Linked DNA regions of Homo sapiens: region 2 is linked to region 1. A link is a loop called in an ENCODE intact Hi-C map of the cell type or tissue named here. Cell type or tissue: OCI-LY7. All regions are shown on one strand. Region 1 overlaps NTNG1 (netrin G1). Region 2 overlaps NTNG1 (netrin G1).

Region 1 (8,000 bases):
TATACAAATTTAAAGGATTATTACTTAAATATGAGTGGGGACTATTAGAATGACATTAACTCATTCCCTTCTCTTTGAATTTTCTCAGATTATTTCTCAATTTCCTTCAGAAATTACCTTTTACATAGTAGTATTCCACAGGATTCTGTAAATGTTCTATAATGGTCATTTATACCTATGAACAAAAAAATCCTCAATGTCATCGATTCTCAAAGAGTCCACCATAACACATAAGGTAATAATTCTCAAACCTATATTTGAGCTCAAATCTCTCTCTACAACACTAGACAAGTATTTTCAAATCCCTAACTAGAATCTCTACTTGAATTTCTACTACTTGAAATGGCACAACAAAATAACTAGCTAAATCATGAATTAACTAAAAGCCTGTTTCAGTATTTATTCCCCATTTTAGTTTTGGCCCCACCATCCAATTCACTAGGAAGTCTTCCCCAAAATCTGACTGGTCAACAAGTCCTACTGACTTTGTAAGCAAATCTGAGACCACTGCCATATGATGGCTCCTGTGGAATATGGAGAGCTTTTCTGGATTCTCCACTTGAGCATCAGGGCTTGGAGCTATAGTTGCTCCACAATTAAGCAATGTTATAGCTTTCCAGTCTGCACAGTTACACCAGAATAGCCTTTACTACAATTGCCTTAAAAACTGTTCCTCACTTGTAGTCAATTAATACGGAGACTCCATAAGATTTTGGGTTTCTTATGGCATGGGAGAATCAGAGAGAAAGAGGTAGGAATCCTTCAGAGCTTCCTGAACATGCTGAAGACCCATAAAGGGAAGATGGTAGAACATCTTCAGGACTCTTAACTCCATCAATTCTTTACTGCTTGGAGTTCCTTAACATGCTGTGCTGTTTTTAGGTATAATTTGTCTGCCTAGGATATCCATTCTTTCCTGGCTGCTTGGCACAATAAAACCCATATTTCAAGACATCATACATGTCACATCTTTATCAAAGGTTTTACTAATCTTTCCAGATTACATTAGTAGCTTCTCTGCTACCACAGCACTTTGAATATTCACACAGTAAAATCACTTAACCCACATTATCATCATTTTTTTTTTGTCGTTGTTGTTTATAAAGTCTGTGTCCCTTCTGGATATCAGCTCCTTAAGAGCAGAGACTATGCTTGGTGCATCTTCGTCTGTCTACCATCAAAGCCAGCATCTGTCCCAGAGTAGAGGATAAGTATTTATGGATGACAGAAAGGAAGAAGGTGTTATAAAAAGCAGAATCTGTTAAGTGGCAGTAAAGCCCAACCTCAATAATTGAGACTAATTGGAAAAGAATAGATAAAGGCCAGGCTCAATGCTTTAAAAGCATTTTTGTGGGATGTCTCTTACAAAAGAGGTAAAAAGTAAATATTTCAGATTTATTTCAGTTGTGGCTAGGAAAAAGACTTAGGGAACCTTCAGAATAACTGATTTTTCCAGAAATTTAAAAAGTGCTCTACTGCTTTTATACTTTTGAATTTCCCCAAGTGTTCTTGCTTGCCTGACATCACATCTTTCGCACTAACCATGTGGAAGTTGTGCTTCAAGAACACGATGTCAGCTCCACCTTGTTCTAATTACAGCAAATATAAAGGCAGTGACATTCAAAGAATAAGGTTTACACATAGAAGCTGGACTCCTGAGAGTGACGTAGGGGGCCTGCCTCACTCCTGGCACCTAGTCATAGTGGCTCTGGTCCTGGCCCTTTGCAGGTCCTGGGATTAGGCAGGGAGAGTGTGATTCTGAGCAGGGGCAGCCATGAAGTGAAGATGGCACCAAAAAGTTTTGTCGAAGTGAAACTTCTGTGCTAATATTCCAAGGCTTCTTTCTTGGAGGTAAACAATGGAGGTAGAAAAAGGAAAAAATACTGTTCACTATTATGGCAGTCAACTACCTATAATGGAGCCTGAGTAGGCACTGCAAGGGATAAGAAATGTGTAATGACCATTGAGAAAAAATGACCGATAATTACCTTCAGGAATATTTTGTTAAAGGGTAAATACTGAAGATGTTGATGGGAGTTTTCCAGTCCACTTTCTTCAAGTTCTTACTGTTAAAATAGAATTTCCATTGTCTTATGGCTAAAATCAGTACCTTGATATATGGCTGATAGCATATCTTAAAAATAAATGAGTAGATTACTAAAGATTCATTTGTCTTTCAGATTTATAAATTATTACATTAAATCACATTATTTCTTTGAAATTGTTTACCTCAAAGAAATAATAAATAATTTTTAGTTTATATTTCATAAAATCTATGCAGCTGACAAATACAGTGCTCGCTTTTTCAATTATTTTAATTGTGGAAAGCTTGCAAAGAAACAAAATACTTAAAAATCAAAGCTTCCAATGGTGTAAATAAGAAAACATTTTGGACATTATCTATATTTAACAGCTTTTGAGTTTAACCCCCTGTCTGTATAAAAAGATGTTCAGAACAAACATTTACTTCTAATTTCTCCTCTTGCCCCTCATCTGAGTAGATTTTATTTATGCATTAGATGACCTTTTTGGCCATTAGAACCATCTTGCTTCAGCAGTTAATTAACATAAGTACCATAATTTAATACAGTTAATGCTACTTGATGCCCTTTAATGTACCTTCCATTAGTGATATTATTGTAGTATTACCCTGTAAATTAAAATGAGATCAAGACTAAGAGAGCCGCTCTTTAATTAAGGTACTGGCACACTGCACTCGTCTGTTATTCACTGGAGAAAATCACCGTGATTTACTGAAGCAGGACATCCATAAGTCAGAATTAGTCCATGTAGATTATTAAGTTTATTGAACAATGTAAGTACTACGGAGCTGCTGAAATTGCCAACAGCCATGTTTCCTCTTTTTCCTTCATTATCTTAATAAATACGCAATGAGAGGGAGTAAATGGAAGCAAAATAAGTATGTGGCAAAAGAAGAATAAATTTTTTATGATGAGATTACACTTTTTTCTTACTAGTAAAATAGGTATCAGATGTATCACATTCCAAAAAGAACATAAATGCTACATTAGTCTAATGTCAATCAAAACACTATTTTTCCATTAAAAAACACTAGCCAGTATAAAACAAACATATGCACAAAGAAACGGAGAATTGGATCTCACAAGCTCAGTCATCTTAAGCAAAGATCAACTGTCTCACAGTTTAAGATTTCAAGGTAAAAAAATTTTGAATTCTCTGTCCACTATACTATAGATGTTTACATCTGGTCTCCATTCTACTTTTCCAAAATAACTTATGTCAATTTCCACATTATGGTGGGGTGGGGATAGAAGTAACAAGTAGAAAAATATCATTATCATGATCAGATATAGACATGTAAAGGCATGTTAAATGTTGCAATCATTTCATGGGATGGTGGGGGCGGGTGCAAGGAACAAGAACTTCAGTTGTATTTTGAAAAGTGTACATTTATGAGAGCCTTGAAAGGGAAACTTTAGAACTTTCTTTTAGAGATTATCAATTAATATTTAATCCTTCTATAGATGATTTGTTATATAACAGAAAGACAATCTAGACCATTAATCTTACTGAAACTTTCAAGAGTAAAATAATTAGATCAGCTTCTATGCTGAAAGGCCCCTGAACCAGACTATAGCTCAACATTTCCTTTCACTGGCTCCATCATCAGCAGATCTTCATTATATAACTTAAAAGCTGGAGACACGCCCGAGCCATCAGACCTTGCTTCTTTAGTCCCTCCCCTAAGACTAAAAATACTCCAGCCATCTGGTGCCTAGTGCAGTACATGCCAGCATCAGTTCTGCCCTGAGGATTTGGACAAAGTCTGGAGGTGACAGAAGAAGACCTTATGGAAGGGGCTCACCTCTACTGGACCTTTCTCATTTGCCCAGCTGCTTCTCTTCAGCTTACAGTTGACTAGTGAACAGGAAAAGACAGTGGAGCTGAGTCCAGAGAAGGAGGGAGGAGCCCTCCAAACTCCTCAGAACCACTGAAATGCAGTTGGAGGAAATGACTAGTCTGGGAGATGGGAGAAATGTGATAGATATGAAGGAATCTACATTTCCAACACACCACCTTTAGGAGATGGCATGCTTGACATCAGTGGAGAATGCAGAAAAATGCCTTTAGCTTTCAAGTTTATTTTACACTTTCTTTTAAATTATTAGAGGAAACAAAATGAATACTAATAACAAAAATAAGCATCAGCAATAGGTTTTTCCCAACCAAAATGCTTCAGAAGATTGCCTTATTTACAAGTGGCAAATAAAGGTATATGGGGAGGTGGAGCAATAGGAATTTGGGCTCAGATTAAGTATTTTTTAAACTGCAAGGAAATTGACCTAGATGAATCTACCGAGCAATGTAGATTACACTAGGATTAAAATCCACATCTTAGTTTGTTAATTTTTTACCATTATTCATGTAGATGAATTGAATATTTGCTACTTCATTGTGGCAAGCTATCATTAATAATAACAATATCAACTATTTTCATATATCATACTTCCCCAAGAATAAGATCCTGGAAACTAATAGTCTTTTGCTAAAATGTTCATAAGTATAATGGCTGTGTATTACTATAAATAGCAAACTTATGTTTAAGACAACAGCTCCTGTATTGCCCTGTCATGTACTCTGCTAATAATACATGAATTATCCTCTACAGCTTAGAACTCACAAGTTCAACATCATACTGCTTTAAAGATATATTCGTTATATACCACCAAGATCTTGGTCAAAATTTTAGGAAAAGCTTCGCAGATAAAGGCTTTTGATTCTTCCATGAGGAACATGAAGCTAGAAAAAGCTGAGAGTAGATGGCCACCAGTTTCTACTGCTTTTCCACAGCTAAGACTCTGAAACCTTTGACACCACACTATGATCAAGCCCACCACTCCATTCTGCGTTCCCACTATGGTCTTTACCTTAACAGCAGTGACCTTTCTCCCAGCACACATAGGTAAGGCAAATCTCTAACAGACCAGAAAGTTTCAACACTTCTCCAGTTTCTGAGAACTGGGCTGCCTAAAGGATGTTGGCAGCCAATAAATTGAATCAATCCTGCCTTATCTGTTTGAATTTTATCATTAAATAATGAAACCTACATGATATATACTATTTATATGCTTATCCTCATATGTTTCAATTTAAAGATATCTTGGCCTTTTTACTGGGGTGTTATTTCTTTGCTTGCCTTTCCCTTTGCTAGATACTCTGCTCTTACCTTTACTTTTCCCACTCATTATCTCATGCTTCCACTCCCATCAGGTGGTCGTTTTGATAATATACCACACTTAAAAAGCTGGTTGAAAATCCCTATGTGGTGGTTCTGGTTCTCATTATTGAAGTTTTTCATTTAAACATCTTCAAAATTCTTGGAAATTTGCTCAATTCTGTCTCTAGTATATTATCAAAACCAAAGCTATCCCTGACTGTGTTTAATTAATGTGTTTAAACTCTGTCCATTTGTGATTAATCTACAAGATGAAGGGAGCCCAACTCAGGTCTATATTTTAAATGCTAGTATATATTTTTGATATAATAACATCCAAAAACATGAAAAGTAGAGCGTGTCCCAATTTAACAAATGTTTCCTACATGCTATTGATTCTGATTTAATAAATTTAAAGAAACATAACTCTAGTTTCCAGATTTTTTTGTGCAATATTACACAAAACATAAATTGACTGCTGTACCATGTTGAATCCCTGCTTTGCATTTGTAAACAATGGTATGTTGTATTTCTAGTTTTTCAGTTCGTTATAGGGCAAATGGTTTTGCTTCCCCTGGCTTCATTGCCTTAAAGACCTAAAGGACCTCCCGACTCAGGGAGTTACTTTTTAAAATTCACTTTTATTTAAATTCTGAAGAATCATGCCAGGTTCAGGGACAGCAAGTTTGGGATTACAAATTACTGCTGAGGATGAGGGATCTCAGAATGCCTTCAGAACCTACTTCTACAGTGGAGTTCCTGAAGAAAACGTTGCAGTAGAAATTGACAAATGTCACTTTACAGCTGTGAGACACTCTGGCATTTTCTTTGGACACACCCGTTCCCATTGAAGGCAGACAGATTTTCTCTTACCTTCCTCGCACCTTTATGTCTGAGATCGCGTAAAAGTAGCGTGCCAAGTGTAGCTCATCTACAAATATTTCCCCAACGGCTGGTCTTAACAGCCTTATCCTCAGGTCTGTGACTGTAAAGAAATCTCTGAGTTTCTTGGTTGTATCCAGCTGTCCGTAGAGGGAAGCCATATTGCGTAGGCGAGGTCCAGCAAAAAACGCGAACCTGTCTTTGATTTCAAAGTGGATTATTTTGCTATTTGTTGTATACCCTGTTGAGTACTCTTCTGTGCAAATGATTTCTAAGACCGTATGCTGTGATAAATCCTTCACGGATTTAGGATCCATGTGAAAAGCATCTAAGCAGTCTGTGGCATAATACTGATAGGGCTGCCATGTTCGTCCATAATCGAGAGACTTCTCCAGGATCATTTGGTCTGGACGCCCAGATTCAAAGGTAATAACTATGTTGTCTGTTAGCTCAATGGTTTTGCTCCAAGACAGAGTGATGTTAACCTGGAGAGGCTTGGGATACTCCTTCCAAGTGGCAGACTGCCAAAATGTGGAGGGATGTCTTCCTTCAAAATCAAACATCAGCTCAGGGGGGTGTGCCAGCTCAGGGGTACTCGCATCACACTCATTATTGCACATGTAGGGATTGCCCTATGGAAGAAGAACAAAAGAGCGTGCATCAAAACACTGGTTTGCCACAAGTCTTGCCATATTGCTGTTGCTCAGTAAGAGGCTAGAAAAGGAAAAAAAAAATCTGTTTTCAGTAATCATTTTTATTTGCCCTAACTGGATTCTCCTCTTTAATAGCTTTTAAAAAAAAAAAGCAATATGGTAATTTTCTTGTCTTGTTTCCTTCCATGTGCTTTAAGAAATGAAAACAGTTTATTTATCCCATATGTGTTAGACCCATAATGTGGTCACAGAAGCACGAAGGCACCGAGCAACTGTCTAACAGCTCAATACCTCCGCTTCCTCTTACAAAGATGCTATAGAAAAGCAAGGGAAATTCCTCCCTGCCTGAAGGACATTCTTTAAGAGTACACTTCTTTAAAAAGTCATTTTTCAAGCAAAGCTTTAGAATGAGCCATGAACCATAGATACCTGTGTTCTGTAGGGGAGACAATACCCCCATACAACATTCAGCCTTTTTTTTTGGCTTTCCCTGAAATCCGTCATACTTAACTGGGTCCTTGCTTCATAATGTCTGGTTTTACAACGTTTACTTTGTTCACCACCAATTATTAAAATGTGGTACCCTAAAGGCTCTGGGGCTTGGTCCAAATACCTGCCAGCCTATTAGGTAGAGATAAAAGGATTGTTCAGGAAAGTCTTGGGGCTGGGAGTGTGCTCCAAGTTATCAGGACAAGAAAACGTACTACTCAGTTAGGAGGCTGTTGCACATCAAACCACAGCCACTTGATGTGTTTGTTACTCTGTGCCTGCCCACAGGCAGTTCTTCATGGATGTTAGTTATTATTATTCTACCTTTAACAAATGCTACTTCCTTTACAGACATTCAAACAAGAAGCTAGAAATAAATCTCCTAGTTATATTACAAGTTACAACACTGCTTATGCTACACTAAATGGCTACTCTCAGCTTTCATCAGTAGATTCCATGGCAAATGACAAGTTACCAGATTTTTGTTGATTTTGTTTTTAAGAAAACAAGTAGTATCATTAGGACTTGACTATTCAGGTGTTTCTTATTCTGTACTCAGTTATTATGAGCATGGCTGGGTGAAAAGAATTGATCCTCGGACATTGTCCTTGGGCTTCCTTTTGTAATTACAATTAGGTTTCTTTCTTTCTTTCCTTTTTTTTTTTTTCCATATACTGTGAGCTTTTCATCATACCTGTAGGATACAGGAGCGAGGTCTCAGATAATGAATTTACACTTTAGACACTGACACTCAGTTACTAGCTGACTCCTATGAAATA
Region 2 (8,000 bases), 50 kb before region 1:
AACAGATGAAAGGGACCTGATGTTTCAACTCATACTCCAGGGTCATCAGATTTTCTCATTTTTGTTTTATATTTAACAGAAGTGTTAAATATTTTTGTTTTATATTTAACAGAAGTGTTTTGTTTTATATTTAACAGTAGTGTGGAGGAAAGGAACCAGGACTATGAGCTTCTTGAGGGTAAGGGACCAGCAGGGGATGGTCAGGGTATGGTCAGGGGACAGGCAGGGCTGAATCCCCAGGTCCTGAGCAAGGCCTTCCATGGCGCCTGGTGTGCAGTAAGCTCTTAATAAACACTTGCTGGAAAAAATTATCTAATTCTATCTCCTCGCTGTGGAAATATGAAAACCAGGATCAGAGAAATAATAATAACAATAGTAAATTAGCTAGCACTATTGAACTACTTCATGTTTAAACATGCCTTCATAAGAATACATTTTCCTAACAGTGTAATGGTGTTTTACTTCATTTATACAGCAGCTTTATGAGAGAGATACAAGAAAGTATCACTATCCCTATTTTACAGATAAAGAAAAAAATCATCCCTAGGGAGTATATGTGTAACAGAATATAAAGCCAAACTGGTTTTAAAGTGATAACATAATGACTTAGCTCTTCTCCACACACCTCCTTCTCCCATCTCCCCCAAGTCCTATTAGCAATACTTTAAACAAAGTAAGGCAACTTTCATCTTTTAAGTGTTTGAAAATGGAGATCACTTTGCCTTGCTTTATTTGCCAAAAATTTCTGCTATGGCTTTAACAGGTTATCAAAAATCATTTGATGGAAAAAAAAGAGAGATTAATTAGGGTTTTGTGCTTGAAAAAATAAAAAGTGGGTAGCATCATTGCCTTTCAAATTTTCCTGTGGCCTCCCCTGAAGGTCACTGCAGACAGTTCTCCCAACAGTCAGCTTCATAGTCTCTGCCTTTTGCCTTAACATGCTTGATGCTTGGCCAGTCAAGTTGAACAGGCCAGAGGTGATTTAACTTCCCAGGAGCAACTCTCAAAGAAACAGATGTTTGAGGATAAATACTCCAGTATTTTTTCCCACCCCAGGGAGATAGTTCTGAGAATAGCATCTTTATTGATGTTCTTTCCTTCTCTTGTATCCTGGTCTTCTATCTCAAGTCCAAAATGCTCCAATTTGAATTCCACTTGCTTTACCACCTGCTAGCAGGTTGCTTAACTTTTATGTATCTTAATTTCCTCATCTGTAAAACTGGATTTTAACAGTACCTACATTATTAGGTTGTTAAGAATAACAAATTATTATCTTTGAAGTATTTAAAAAATAGTACCTGACACATAGTGCTTGCTATCATTATTACCACCTTCATTATTCTTGTTATTATTTTGGTTGTGGGAAGGAGGGCTGATAGGGCACTAGAGAAAGCCAAGATCTCCAAATTCCTGACTTGCAGAGTTCTTTGTAACAGTATTGCTAAATTATCACATGAAAGGTTTCTGGATCTATATGGCTGGCAGCTTAGGATATGACTAATACCATTCATGTTTTTATCTCTCATGAATTGTGTAGTTTGGACACAATTTTAAACTTTCAGGTGCTTGAATCAAATCTGAAGGCCACTGTTGATCCCTGATCCTCAGAGAGTGAGGATATAGCATCTGAAACGAAGGTGGAAGGTTCTGGAAGTCTTATAGGTCTTTACAATTCCGTAGAGATGACCATAGAAATGAAGCGACATGTGCTTTTTAAAATAAAAACCACATGATGCTGACAATAACTGCCACGATGCAGTTCCAGACCTTGAGGTTTCCCTTCATTTGAGGACCCGCCTGAAGAGCAGCCTTGCAACAAAAGCAAATGGAAATTGCCTCTCCTGCAGGACTGGAAATATCAAATGCAGAGTGTGTGGTAGCCTTTTAATCCACAGGGTAGCAAAGTAAAGGTCAATTACCTCAGAGGAATGAAAGGCATGTAGTAAAAGTCAAATAGATATGCCATTAGATAATGTATTTCAAGCATGAAAATGAGGATTTTTCTATTGCAGGGTTATATTTAATGCAGTGGTAAACACAAGAGCTTTATGACAAAGAGTAAGATACAAGGTTGACAGTGAATCTGCCTAACAGAGTGCCCTCTGTTTCATGTGTGGGGGGACTGTGCAGTCACCATTGATTGGTGTCAGGACCCTGCCAGGAAGCAGGCAGACTGGCCCCACAACCCGCCAGACTGAGCCAGGAGGAACAGGTGCTTCCAAGGGTGGCTCTAGGGATTTAAGTCCGTCAAGACACTCTCAGCTATGCCAGACCAGCCTCTCTGTCTGTAGTCTGTCCTGACCTGTGAACCTGTACCTTGGGCTTTTCTCCTTCCTCGACATTCTTCTCCTGAGCCTGACATTGGCTCCATACCCAGCTCTGCCCTCCATCATTGGTGAGTCAGGTTTAACAAACTCATTCCCAGCTCCCGTGGCTGTGACTCTGCATTCCAAGGCTGTTCCCCCATCCCCAAGTACCCCAGATTTGAGTCTCTACTTTTAACCAAGACCAATGTGTATCCATCCTTGGTTTCTGCATTTGTGGATGATTTGATTTGAAGTGTCTGACCCTGATTTTTACATTCCGGTCACTTGTTTAGAAAGGGCTCTTTCCCTGCCGAAAGCAATCACCTGGCCAGGTCTCTGGATATATCTTCTTCCCTGGCTATGCGATCAGTCTTTCACCTCATCAGAAACATCCTCAAGGGTCATAGGCAATGTGCTGAGGCTGGGAGAAGGAGTGCTTCTGCTGCTGACCCAGGAGTTCCTCATGAACCTGGTGTTATTTCACTTGGGGAAGCACAGGGTTGGTTTAGACCTATTGTCTAATTTCTCTGAGCTTCGGTTTCTACATTGCAAGCACGTAAAATAATTCCACTTCTCATTTCTTTTCTAAATATAAGCACTTACATTAAATAGGGACATTTATTTGGTAAAAATGTACTTTAGTGTTAATGAAACCGATTGGCAGTTCTGCCAGCAACATCACCATTGGATTAGATCTGTGTGGCAAAGTCTACCTTAGTTCTGAAAATCACTTTGGTGAACTTTTCCTTTATGCAATATATAATGCAAGTACCTATCCACTCTTGTTGGGAATGCCCTGATCCTGTGAAATAGCCAAGTGCAGGGACTTCAGCTTGAGATGGTAAGCTTTCTGGTTAGTGACGTAAGTCTGATGCCTCGTTTGCACATCCACACGTCTAGGGAGATTCCCCAGTAAATTGCAATGTATGCTGCCTTATTCCTGAAAATGCTGACTTGTCCTTGGTAGATACATGCATCTTTTTGCCCAAGCACTTGCTCATAGGAAATAAGAAGAGTGCAGGGCACAAGGAGGAGTGTGGTGCTCTGATCTCTTATCCTCTCACTGGAGAAAATGCTGTGAAGAGGAACCAGACTGAGCTTGTGCACACAACCAGGACTGAATTTTGCTGTCTCAAAGGTGAAGTTATGGTGGATTCGACAGACTTAAATGTACTGGTTGAACAGAGCCATTGTTTTTCTCCTGGGCCAGGAGGTCTGGCTGCATTCTCTGGGTAGATGTGAGAATTTCCCTTAAAGAAATAGAATCTTCTCAGACAATTATCCTCAGGCAGGAAATTAGGTGGGCTTTAGAGGGATAAAGGAGTTCTCTTCTCTTTCTCTGGAGCCAGGCAGTGGGGAGCTTGGAGGTGTGGTGGTGACTGAGATAATCCTCCGTTCCTGGCCACATCACTACTGCATGATGCCTCCTGGGAGGTTCAATGTGAGGCCTTAAAACTAGTCACTTACTCTCAGTTTAGTATTCAGTGCTCCCCAAAGCTTCCATCAAGTGTTGTTAAATTCAACAACCTTGTTTTAAGGAAGTATGTGTCCAAAACTGGGGGAAACAGATATGTGACAAGCAGCTCAACTGGCCCCATGTAAGCCAGGAAGAGGAGTCAGGGGGACCCTGAAGCCACACATATCAGGCTCAGGGCACTTTAATCTCCCCCTTTGCAGACCTGCAACTCCCTGCTTTTCCTATGTTACTCTAAATGAAGCTCTGCTGCTGAGTCAATGAATAAGTAGGCAGAGGCAGTGATCTTCATTTGAGAAGAGGCGTTATTCAGATAGTTACAAAGGAACAGAGCTGTGAACATAAACAGTAGGGGAAGACGGGACACTTGCATGTGCTGGGGCTGGTGGCTGGGGGGGCAGCAAAAGAAGACTGGAAGCTGGGACCAAGAAAGCCAAGAAATTATCCAGTAAGGTTCACTCGAGATACTATGTCAGCAATTAGGTTAAAAATTTCCATGTCATACAAATTAAAAGTCAGAGAAAAGCATGTAAGAAACTCAAGGAAAACAAAAAAACAGAAACAAAACAAAATTCAGGGCCAGTGTAAATTCTAAAGTTGAGGGAGCCTGGGCATAAGGTGGCACGGCAGAGTGGGTAGGATCTCAGGCTCCTCACAGGGTTTCCTGATTGGGATCCTTTGCCTTTTTAACTGGGTATACAACACTGGACAATTTTCTTAATGCCTCTGCTTCTCAATCTGTAAAATGGAAATACAATAGCAAATTTTTTTTTTTTGTTTTTTTTTTTGTTTTGTTTTGAGACGGAGTCTCACTCTGTCACCCAGGCTGGAGTGCAGTGGCGCGACCTCGGCTCACTGTAAGCTCCGCCTCCCGGGTTCACGCCATTCCCATGCCTCAGCCTCCCGAGTAGCTGGGACTACAGGCGCCCGCCACCGCGCCCAGCTAATTTCTTGTATTTTTAGTAGAGACGGGGTTTCACTGTGGTCTCGATCTCCTGACCTCATGATCCGCCCACCTCTGCCTCCCAAAGTGCTGGGATTACAGGCGTGAGCCACCGCGCCCAGCCTACAATAGCAATATTATTATATGTTTTGATGATTAAATAAGTCAATAAGAGTAAAGTGCTTATAGGAGTTCCTAACACAATATAAGTGCTCAATAAATGTTGGCAAATTACTATCATTACTATTATTGTTTTCTAGGCAGATATGAGCTAGAAGCAACTGATTAATAATTAAATGTCCTGACTAGTCACCTACTCTCTGTCTTTCTCCAAAATGAGGAAGAGGTAAACAGAAAGAATGAGGTGGTTAGGCACAAGAATTTAAAGCACAGGAAAAACAGTTAAAAGAGCAAAAAAGTGTGAATACCAAGAAGACTATGATTCTGAGCTGGTCTGATGTCTGACATGGTGAACTTCATATTTACTTCCTCTTGGGGTAGCTAAAAATCCTGCTTATTATCAATTATCAGTCAAATGATCAATCTATGACCTGAAGGTGGAGGCACTAAAGTGGGTTTCATTGTGGGTTGTAATCCCTTTTTGGGTCAGAATCAAAAGATAAGTCAACATTCTTGACTAAAACATAATAATATATAACTTTCATATCCAATAAGGGCACTTTAGCCAATGAATCTGCCATTTAAAAATAGCTGATCAATAGTACCCTGTAGATCATGTCAGTAATCACTGGAAAAAATATTAATTAAGAAGAAGGATTCCAGAAGAACTTCTACTTACAACCAAGTTGGAGTAACAAGACCTGTATTTAACCTCCCACCTGAAACAACAGCAACAACAAGTCAAAACAAAATATACGAAACGTTTTTAAGACATCAGGTAAGGAGGGACAATTGCCTCTGAGAGGCAGAAAACAAATGAGATGAGTCCAATGACTGCCTTAGCTTGCCAGAGTGTAGAAAGGAGGAACGCAGGCTGAGCTACTAGACTCCCGGATCAAAGGAGTTGAGGTGAGTTCAGGGGACTGAGGATGCTAGAGTCAAGGCTAAGTACTGGAGAGAAAAGAATTGCACAAAGAACACTGAAGATCTGTACATGGTCCCCCTGAACGATTTAGCAGAGTACTTGTTAGTGTATGTGTATGAAGAAACTACATGAAGGCAGGGAAAAAACCTCCAAAAGTATTAGAGAAAAGCACCCAGTATTCACACAAGGCTAGGAATAGTGCCGGTGCTCACTAGTCAGACTAGAAAATCTCTAATTCACAGGGCATTGAGTAGATAATCAGGAAAGTCTTGCTTCAATAATGAGGAATAATTAACCCTAGACTACTGTGAACGAGTCAGAAAAGCAAGATCCGAAAGGACTAACAGTTTCCAAATAACTTAATAAATCACAGAAAAAAAAACCCTAAAGAATATTCATAAAAATACAAAAAGGCTCAACACTCAACCAGATAAAATTCACAATACCTATTATAGAATCAAAGATTGCCAGTCATGCAAAGGAGCAGAAAAATGACACAAATAATCAACTGAAATCAACTCCAAACTGACACATATATTGGAATTAGCAGACAGGACATTAAAACAGTTATATACAATTATTATAATTGTATTCTATATGTTCAAACATTAACTAAAGTAATAGAATATATAGATATATATTTTTAAAAGACCCAAATTGAACTTCTAGAGCCAAAAAGTACATTTCTGTAAAAAAAGATACACTGAATGAAATTAGAAGAAATGATTAGTGAAGTGAAAGACACAGCAATAGAAATGGTTTAAAATGAAACATAGAGAAGATAAAAAAAATTTTTAAAAATGCAAAAAGCTTCAGTGAATTGCATGCCAATGTAAAGTCACCTAAGACATGTGTAACTGGAATAGTCAAAGGAGAAGAGAGAGAGATGGGTGGGCCAAATAAATATTTGAATAAATAATTACCAAAACTTTTCTGACTTTACCAAATCCAAGGAGTGTCATGAACCTCAAGAATAAAAATAAATAAATAAAATTACACCAAGCACATCTTAAACAAACATGCCCCAAACGAGCAATACAGACTATCTTGAAAGCAACAGAAGAATAAAGGACATGTTACACACAGATTTCTTTTTGAAAACAATCCAAGTGAGAAGACAGTAGAGTAAAATCTTCCAAGTAATAAAAGAAAAACAGAAAACACGTCAATCTAGGACTCTCTACCCAGTAAAATATCTTTCAAAATAGAAGTCTGTGGCTGAGTGTAGTGGCTCATGCATGTAATCCCAATACTCTCAGAGGCCGAGGCAGGAGGATTTCTTGAAGCCAGGTGTTTGAGACCTGCCTGAGCAAAAAAGCAAGACCCTGTCTTTACAAAAAATAATTTAAAAAATAGCCAGATGTTGTGGCACACGCCTGGAGTCTCGGCTACTTGAGAGGCTGAGTCATGAGGATTGCTTGAACCCAGGATGTTGAGGCTGTAGTGAGCTATGATTGTGCCACTGCACTCCAGCCTGGGTGACAGAGTGAGACCCTGTCTCTTGAAAAAAAATAAATAAATAAAAAATAAAAAAGAAGGCTGAATAAAGACATTTTCAGACATACAAAAGCTGAAAGAATTCATTTCCAGCAGACATGTGCTGCAAGAAATGTTAAAGGAAGTCCTTTAGGAAAAAAAAAAAAAAAAGGATAACATACGGAATTCTGCATTTAGACACAAAGGAATGAAGAGAACAAGAAATGGTAGCTATGTGAGTAAATATGTAAGTTTTTATCTGTTATTTGAAAGATAATTGTTAAAACAAAAATGATATATTGTGAGGTATATTAGATATATATATATCTGTAAAACATGTGAAAACAAAATCATAAAGTCTGAGAGGGGAGAAATGGAAGTACTATTGTAAGGTTGTTATATTTCATCTGAACTGGTATGATATCACCTGAATTTAGACTGTGTTAAATTATAGTTATATATTATATACTCTAAAGCAATTCTAAGTTAAAAAAATGAAAAATGACTAGTAAGCCAACAAAGGAGATATAAAGGAATCATTTAAAAAATTCCATTAATCCCAACAAATGCAGAAAAAGAGGAAAAGGGAACAATAAGAATGGGACAAGTAGAAAATAAATAGCAAGATATTACCTTTAAGTCTAAAGATATCAATAATTACATTAAGTATAAATAATCTAAACACTATAATTAGGATAGATATTTAAACAAAAACAAGACGAGTTATATGCTGCCCACGAAAAGGGTGCAGAAAAA

The links. Hi-C counts contacts between places; a loop is a spot of excess contacts. Peaks named below come from ENCODE experiments on the same cell type or tissue, not always from the same donor. Only the 100,000 strongest peaks of a DNase experiment are listed, where the experiment ranks them.
Region 2: a loop joins it to region 1, with 5 times the contacts of the local background. A loop is called at or near these places in 2 of 110 quality-filtered maps.

What each region holds. Positions count from the first base shown.
Region 1 is chr1:107,322,993-107,330,992 of GRCh38, reverse strand. NTNG1 (netrin G1) reads right to left here. Exons shown (of 8, transcript NM_001113226.3): 3 at 6,071-6,711. Among named protein-coding and RNA genes, the nearest start is that of NTNG1, 190 kb to the right of the region's middle. In OCI-LY7, no CTCF peak of the experiment used is centred here; a DNase peak (open chromatin) is centred at 3,722; H3K4me3 peaks cover 520 bases.
Region 2 is chr1:107,372,986-107,380,985 of GRCh38, reverse strand. The region is part of intron 3 of NTNG1 (netrin G1); the gene reads right to left. Among named protein-coding and RNA genes, the nearest start is that of NTNG1, 240 kb to the right of the region's middle. In OCI-LY7, no CTCF peak of the experiment used is centred here; no DNase peak of the experiment used is centred here.